2 separate regions of the Mus musculus genome follow, and region 2 is linked to region 1. Evidence: chromatin loops called from intact Hi-C (ENCODE). Cell type or tissue: left cerebral cortex. All regions are shown on one strand. Each heading gives the region's core, and the rest is flanking DNA. Links, peaks and the distances in the headings are about the cores only. Region 1 overlaps Thrb (thyroid hormone receptor beta). Region 2 overlaps LOC115488350.

What was found. Hi-C counts contacts between places; a loop is a spot of excess contacts. Peaks named below come from ENCODE experiments on the same cell type or tissue, not always from the same donor. Only the 100,000 strongest peaks of a DNase experiment are listed, where the experiment ranks them.
Region 2: it touches region 1 in a loop (2.2-fold over the local background); 4 of 42 quality-filtered maps call a loop at or near these places.

What each region holds. Positions count from the first base shown.
Region 1 is chr14:17,723,609-17,726,412 of GRCm38, forward strand. The region is part of intron 1 of Thrb (thyroid hormone receptor beta); the gene reads left to right. Among named protein-coding and RNA genes, the nearest start is that of Thrb, 64 kb to the left of the region's middle. In left cerebral cortex, for the core only: no CTCF peak of the experiment used is centred there; a DNase peak (open chromatin) is centred at 1,569.
Region 2 is chr14:17,657,783-17,660,586 of GRCm38, forward strand. LOC115488350 reads right to left here. Exons shown (of 3, transcript XM_030248233.1): 2 at 2,482-2,804; 3 at 2,134-2,149. The coding sequence ends at 2,506. It also overlaps a transcript of Thrb not described here. Among named protein-coding and RNA genes, the nearest start is that of Thrb, 1.8 kb to the right of the region's middle. In left cerebral cortex, for the core only: a CTCF peak has its summit at 1,385 (motif pointing right); DNase peaks (open chromatin) are centred at 913, 1,456, 2,057 and 2,455; H3K4me3 peaks cover 1,197 bases; H3K27ac peaks cover 1,574 bases.

The DNA of each region.
Region 1 (2,804 bases), core at 54-2,553:
ATACAGTCAGAGGACAGAGACACACACAGAAACGGAAACCCTGCATTTACCCCCAGGTACTTGCTGGACAGATATCTGAAGTCAGAAGGATTTGGGAAGATGGACCTCAAGGCAACTTTGAAAATATGATGTTAAAAGCATTTCATAAAATAGTAAGACATAAAAAATATACTGGGGTGGGGGGAGAGCACAGGTTTAAAAGACTCAGAAACAATATAATTTTTTTCTGTAAAACAAATTATATCATAGTGTTAATATTACTACAGAATAATATTTGCATTATTAGTGAAACTGGAGTTAGTTTTATTCTTGTACTTTCTTATCAAAACACAAACTAACAATGTGTACACTTATAAATAAAATGTGTTTATTCTTTTCTAAAATTTTGCTACTAGATTTCCACAACCCCGTAAAAAAAACATTATTTTTTAAAAATAATTTTACAAGTAGGCAAAGAAGAGCTTTAGGTATAGGGACCTTGTATAGTCAGAAGGCTACAGAATGGAAGGTTTCAGGTGGTCTCATGGTGGGGCTGGCTGTGTGTGCTATGGCCTGAAGGTTGGTTATTTCTCTTCTGGCACCATCTTGAAACTCTTAGTTGATTTTGAATCAGTGGCCCTGAATCTCCATTTCTCGGGGATTGCACAAATGGGTTCTAGTTCTGGCTAACAATCAGAACCCTAAAAGCCAGAAGAGAGGGAAAGTGAGCCGACATTTGCTGAGACTTCCTATAAAACAGGTAGGTGTTCATGCCATTCATATGATTTACTGCTCAGTACAACCCTGTGATCCAGGTATACCACTTACCACATAAAGTGACACAATGGGGAAGACATAAGGAGGGGCCCTTGTGCTCTTTGATCCTCTCTAGTTTGCTCTGTGGTTAAGAAATGAATACAGGGTATTAAATTGAAGCAATTTTTCTATCTCTTATACTTCATACCAATCTGTATTGAAAGGTAAGTATTTAACAATAATGTAAAGTTTGATATCTGCCAAGGGAGCTCAGGGTAAAGCTGATCTCACAAATGACCCTAAAAGAGTTCACAAAAGATAAACTAATCGTGTCAAGGTTCTTAGTTCTGCACACGTTACTCCTACTTTTTTCTTGAGCCTTGGCTAAGGTTTTGGCTTCTTGAGTTTCAGTTATAAACCAGGAGACAAATATCTGACATCTGCAGCCAAAGGATTGCACCAGAATCAGATTCGCAGTCAGCCTGCTTTTATCACTCAGGAAAAAGCCTGGACTGGTTTTGCAATACTTCTTTTTTTAGCCTGTGTTTGTTTGTTTGTTTGTTTGTTTGTTTGTTTGTTTGATGTATGGGTGTTTTGGCTCTGTGTCTATCTGTGCACCACATGCATATAGTTGCTGTGGATTCCTTAGAACTGTAGTTGTAGAACATTGTGAGCTGTTAGGTGGGTGCTGGGACGTAAATCCGGATCCTCTGGAAGAACAACCATTGCTCTTTCCCACTGAGCTCTCACTGTAGCCACTGGATTTACATTTAGAAAAGAATTTTTAAGCAAGGGAGTGGAGAGACATACCCCATGTGTTGGAAGTTTTCACACCTGTTCATGGGTGTTAGTATCTGACTCCAGAATTCAGAAAGCTGGCTGGGCTGCTGAGAGCTGCCTAAAGCTAGAGAAGTGTACCATGCATGGGAGGAAACTGTAACTCACTCCATTGTCTCAGTATTTCTCAATGATGTTTTAACTCTTTTGTTTCCACCTTGATACCCTATGAGCAAGTCCTTCATGTTTGTGTCCTAACGATTGCTCTGATATTGATTAGAAATCCTTTCACAATTGTGGGACTTGACTCCATTGATGAAAATGCAACATTTGATAAATGCTGTCTGTCTTGGGTAGTACAAGTTGTCCTATGCCACCAATTTGCCAACCCCTAACATTGCCAATGAATAGTTCTTTGATCAGTGTGCCATTATTGTGAGTGTTGAATTTGTTGTACCTGTGAAAGGAGGAAATGACAATTCCAGAAATTTGTTAAGCCTTGGCTAGAGAATGAGGCAAAGCTTTGTGGTACACCAGTTTCCCGCTTTGTTTGTTCTCTAGTGCTGGAAACAATAGCAAAGGAATAAAAAAGAAGCAGAAAACTTGCTGGATATCTTAGAGAACCATCATACCTGTGAGGGAAATATGGCTCTCCTCTTGATTTCTCTGTGCAGTCTTTCATTTAGAATCTCTTCCTATGCCAGTTACAGCCCAAGTCCTTGTCCTACTCATTTAAAACTTTGTTGGAGGCAAAAGTCCAATAATCTTCATTTTCAGAAGGGGTGTGTGTATGTGTGTGTGTGTGTGTGTGTGTGTGTGTGTGTGTGTGTGTGTGTTGTGTTTATGTGTGTGGTGTATGTGTTTGTGGTGTGTGTGTGTGTGGTGTGTTTGTATGTGTTTTGTGTGTGTGTTTTGTGGTATGTGTGTGTAATTTGAAGTGCAACAACCATTGCATAATATATTTAATGTGAAATTTACATCTTCAAATTGGCAATGTTTTCATTGAGCTTATGATTTCAGAAATGATTTCCACTTTTCAATGGTGCCAAAATTTAGTAAAAAAAAAAAAATCATAAGACATGAAACACTTGAGTAAACAGATTCTTCTGTGTTAAGAATGGAGAGCAAATATATCACATGGGCTAAATACAAACATGTTTTAAAACATGTGCTTGGCAAGGTATACTGGCTAGTTTTGTGTCAACTTGACACAGCTGGAATTATCACAGAGAAAGGAGCTTCAGTTGAGGAAATGCCTCCATGAGATTCAACTGTAAGCCATTTTCTCAATT
Region 2 (2,804 bases), core at 83-2,582, 66 kb before region 1:
TGGAGTTAAGTCACCTGCAGATCCCAATAGCTATGGAGGGACACTGGAATGGTACCCCAGAGACACTAAAAGATGACTTTGTGTCTTTCTCACTGCCACCCATTGGTTTTGAAACTGTCATCTTCCCTAAGTGGTCTGTCAAAGGCTGTGGGGGGTGGGGGGAGTTTACAATTTTAGGCCAGAATGCCTGGGACTTTCATATAATGAACGTAACGATTTAGATTCTCCAGGGCTAGGTCTCAGGGCAGAGCAGCAGGCTCCAGAGAAAGCTGTTTGGTTAATGAAATGATTTAATGTTCCACCCCCCTCAGGAAATCTGTCCACAACTCCACAAACCTTCAAGAACTTCCTGTGTCTGAGTTCTTAGAGGATGGCCCCACTCCACACCCAATCCCACATGGCATTCCTTGTCATAACTACCATCTTTGATAACTGGTCAATTCTAATTTGTGCTTTATTTCTCCCACTGGATTCTGATTCACAGGCGCAGTAGGTAGGGACAAAGTGTAGTCATATAAGAAAGCTAAAAAGATAAGCAGTGCTCACAAATGCAGGAATTAAGAGAGAATATTTTTAAAAACACATTTTACCATGTTCAATAAAGATCTATGGCCAGTTGCACTGTGACCCATGCATGCTCTTGTTGGGCTTCATGTTTCATACTCTTTCTTGCCTAATAGTTCTTTAGGAAACAAACAGATGGCTTTCTTCCTTGACTGGAATCATCAGTTTGAAATTCATAGACTGGTCAGGAGGATGGTGTAGGTGAACTGTGATCCTAGGTTCTGAAAATAAGCAACTGTGCATCACAAGCCAGCAAAGATGGCACCTGAGACCCTGTGCTCCCAGGTTAGGATATCTTTTGCTTTCCCAGGAGTTCTCATGACTCTGAGAATTCCCATGACACTGTGTTGTGTAACAGATTCTTATGGTAACCCCTTACCACCACCCCACCAGCTCTGCTCTCTCAATACCCATTCAAATAGAATCCTACCAAATTTCCTGTTGGAGCGTTGCGATTATATAACACTGTTACAACCAGTCTTGTAAGCCGTTTAATACTTTCACTGATTCTCATTTCATAACTTTCCAAGCAAAATGAAATCAGACAAAACCATCTGAACAAAGAAAAGTAATCTTTTGATGTTGTTGTTATAGTTCATTTTTAGTATGTGGTTTTCTTCAGAAAGAATTTAAGAAAAAACATAGCTCAGAATTATACTAGAAGTATAACGTCCAGGGATTCCGGGTTTCCCAGGGGCCTCTTGAATTCCCCTTTCTAACTTATTACAGAGCTGTTCACAAGTCTCCCCCCCCCCCCCCCCCCCCCCCGACCTGGGCCAAGCCAGGCTTTTCCTTGCAGCCACCAGGGGGCTGTCTGGTTAGGAACTGGGTAGGAGAAGCTGCAGCTTTCCTCCAAACCAACCAAAACCTCCCAAGGCAGCTTTGGAGCAAAGCCCAGGAACTCGCCTGCAAAACAACCTTCACTCTAGAGCCGGCAAGTTCTTAGTGAAGCTTCATTCCGGGTGAGGAATAAAACACGGATTTCTTACAAAGAATTCAAAGGGCAGCCGAGTCTGTGCTGGCCGCGGGGAAAGGCAACGTTCTAGCAGCTGCTTTCTCTCCTGAGTCCTGCTTCTGACTCGCCACAGTTGTTAATGCTGTGACAGGAGGTGTGTTGGCCTTTCTTCTTTTTCCTTTCCTGTGGACTGCCCAAATAACACCCCCGGGGGGGCCTTATCACCCGTGGGGAAATCTAGACAACTCTTTAAAATGATCTAGACATCATTCCCTTTTATACCGTGTTACAAGAGTATGTTGAAGAAAGATTTTTCAAGGTATTTTTTTTTAACAGTGTTCATAAGAACATAATTGTATTCGGTCCTTAATCAAAGTAGTTTTGTCGCAATTGTTAACTTCCCATTGGCTGCGAGTTCTCTGAGCACTCTGCGTTTTTCCAATAAAACCTACCTCCAAGGCGTAGCTGGAAGACTGCCTGGGTCATCTGGAACAGCACACTGTCGCCCGCTGTTTTCTCCCAACCTGACCTTCGGAACTTGAGGTATGGACATTTCAGCGCTATGCTTGCAAGTGCAGAACCCTTCCAGGGTGGAGATTATTTTTGTCTTCTGGTTTTGTACTTATATTTCTAGGACAGAGGCGAAATAACGAGGTGTCCCTTTAAACCCTACTTGTAGAACCAACCCGGAACACACTCAGTGAGGTGTTGGGGGGGGGGGGCACTTCTCATTTAGGGCAAGCAAGGCATTGCCCATTGGTGTGGGGGAGCAGAGCGTCCAGAGCCACAGGAGGATCTGAGCGCCCCGTGTTTCCAAGCGCACCACAAGTGGTTTGGGGGCGGAAGGAGGAGCGCGGTGACACCTGCCGCGCCTGTCGGGCGACTCAGGAGGGTTGTGCCCCTGGAGATCCCCTCTATCTCCTGTCATTCATACCCTACCCCACCCCCTGTCACACTCCTACCTCTTCAACTAAAAGAATGATGGCTCAAATGGATCCTCCACGCTCCTGCAGTTGGGTGGGTGGACGCGTGTCCACCAGACCCGCAGCTACGTGACCCCGGGGGAGGGTGGCGCACAAGGCGCCGTTACCGCAGAGTCGTAGCGGGGGACATTTGCACATAAGCGGCAGGTGCGCAGGGCACTCGAGTGGAGGGTTGCTCGGGCAGTGGCAGGGAGCACAGCCCGGAAGCCATTTCGTCTCTGATACTCTGGCGGAGCCAGGGTGGCCTGAGCCTGCCGCAGCTGCTGGGAGAATCGAACAGGCTAGAGGACCAGAGGGGAAGA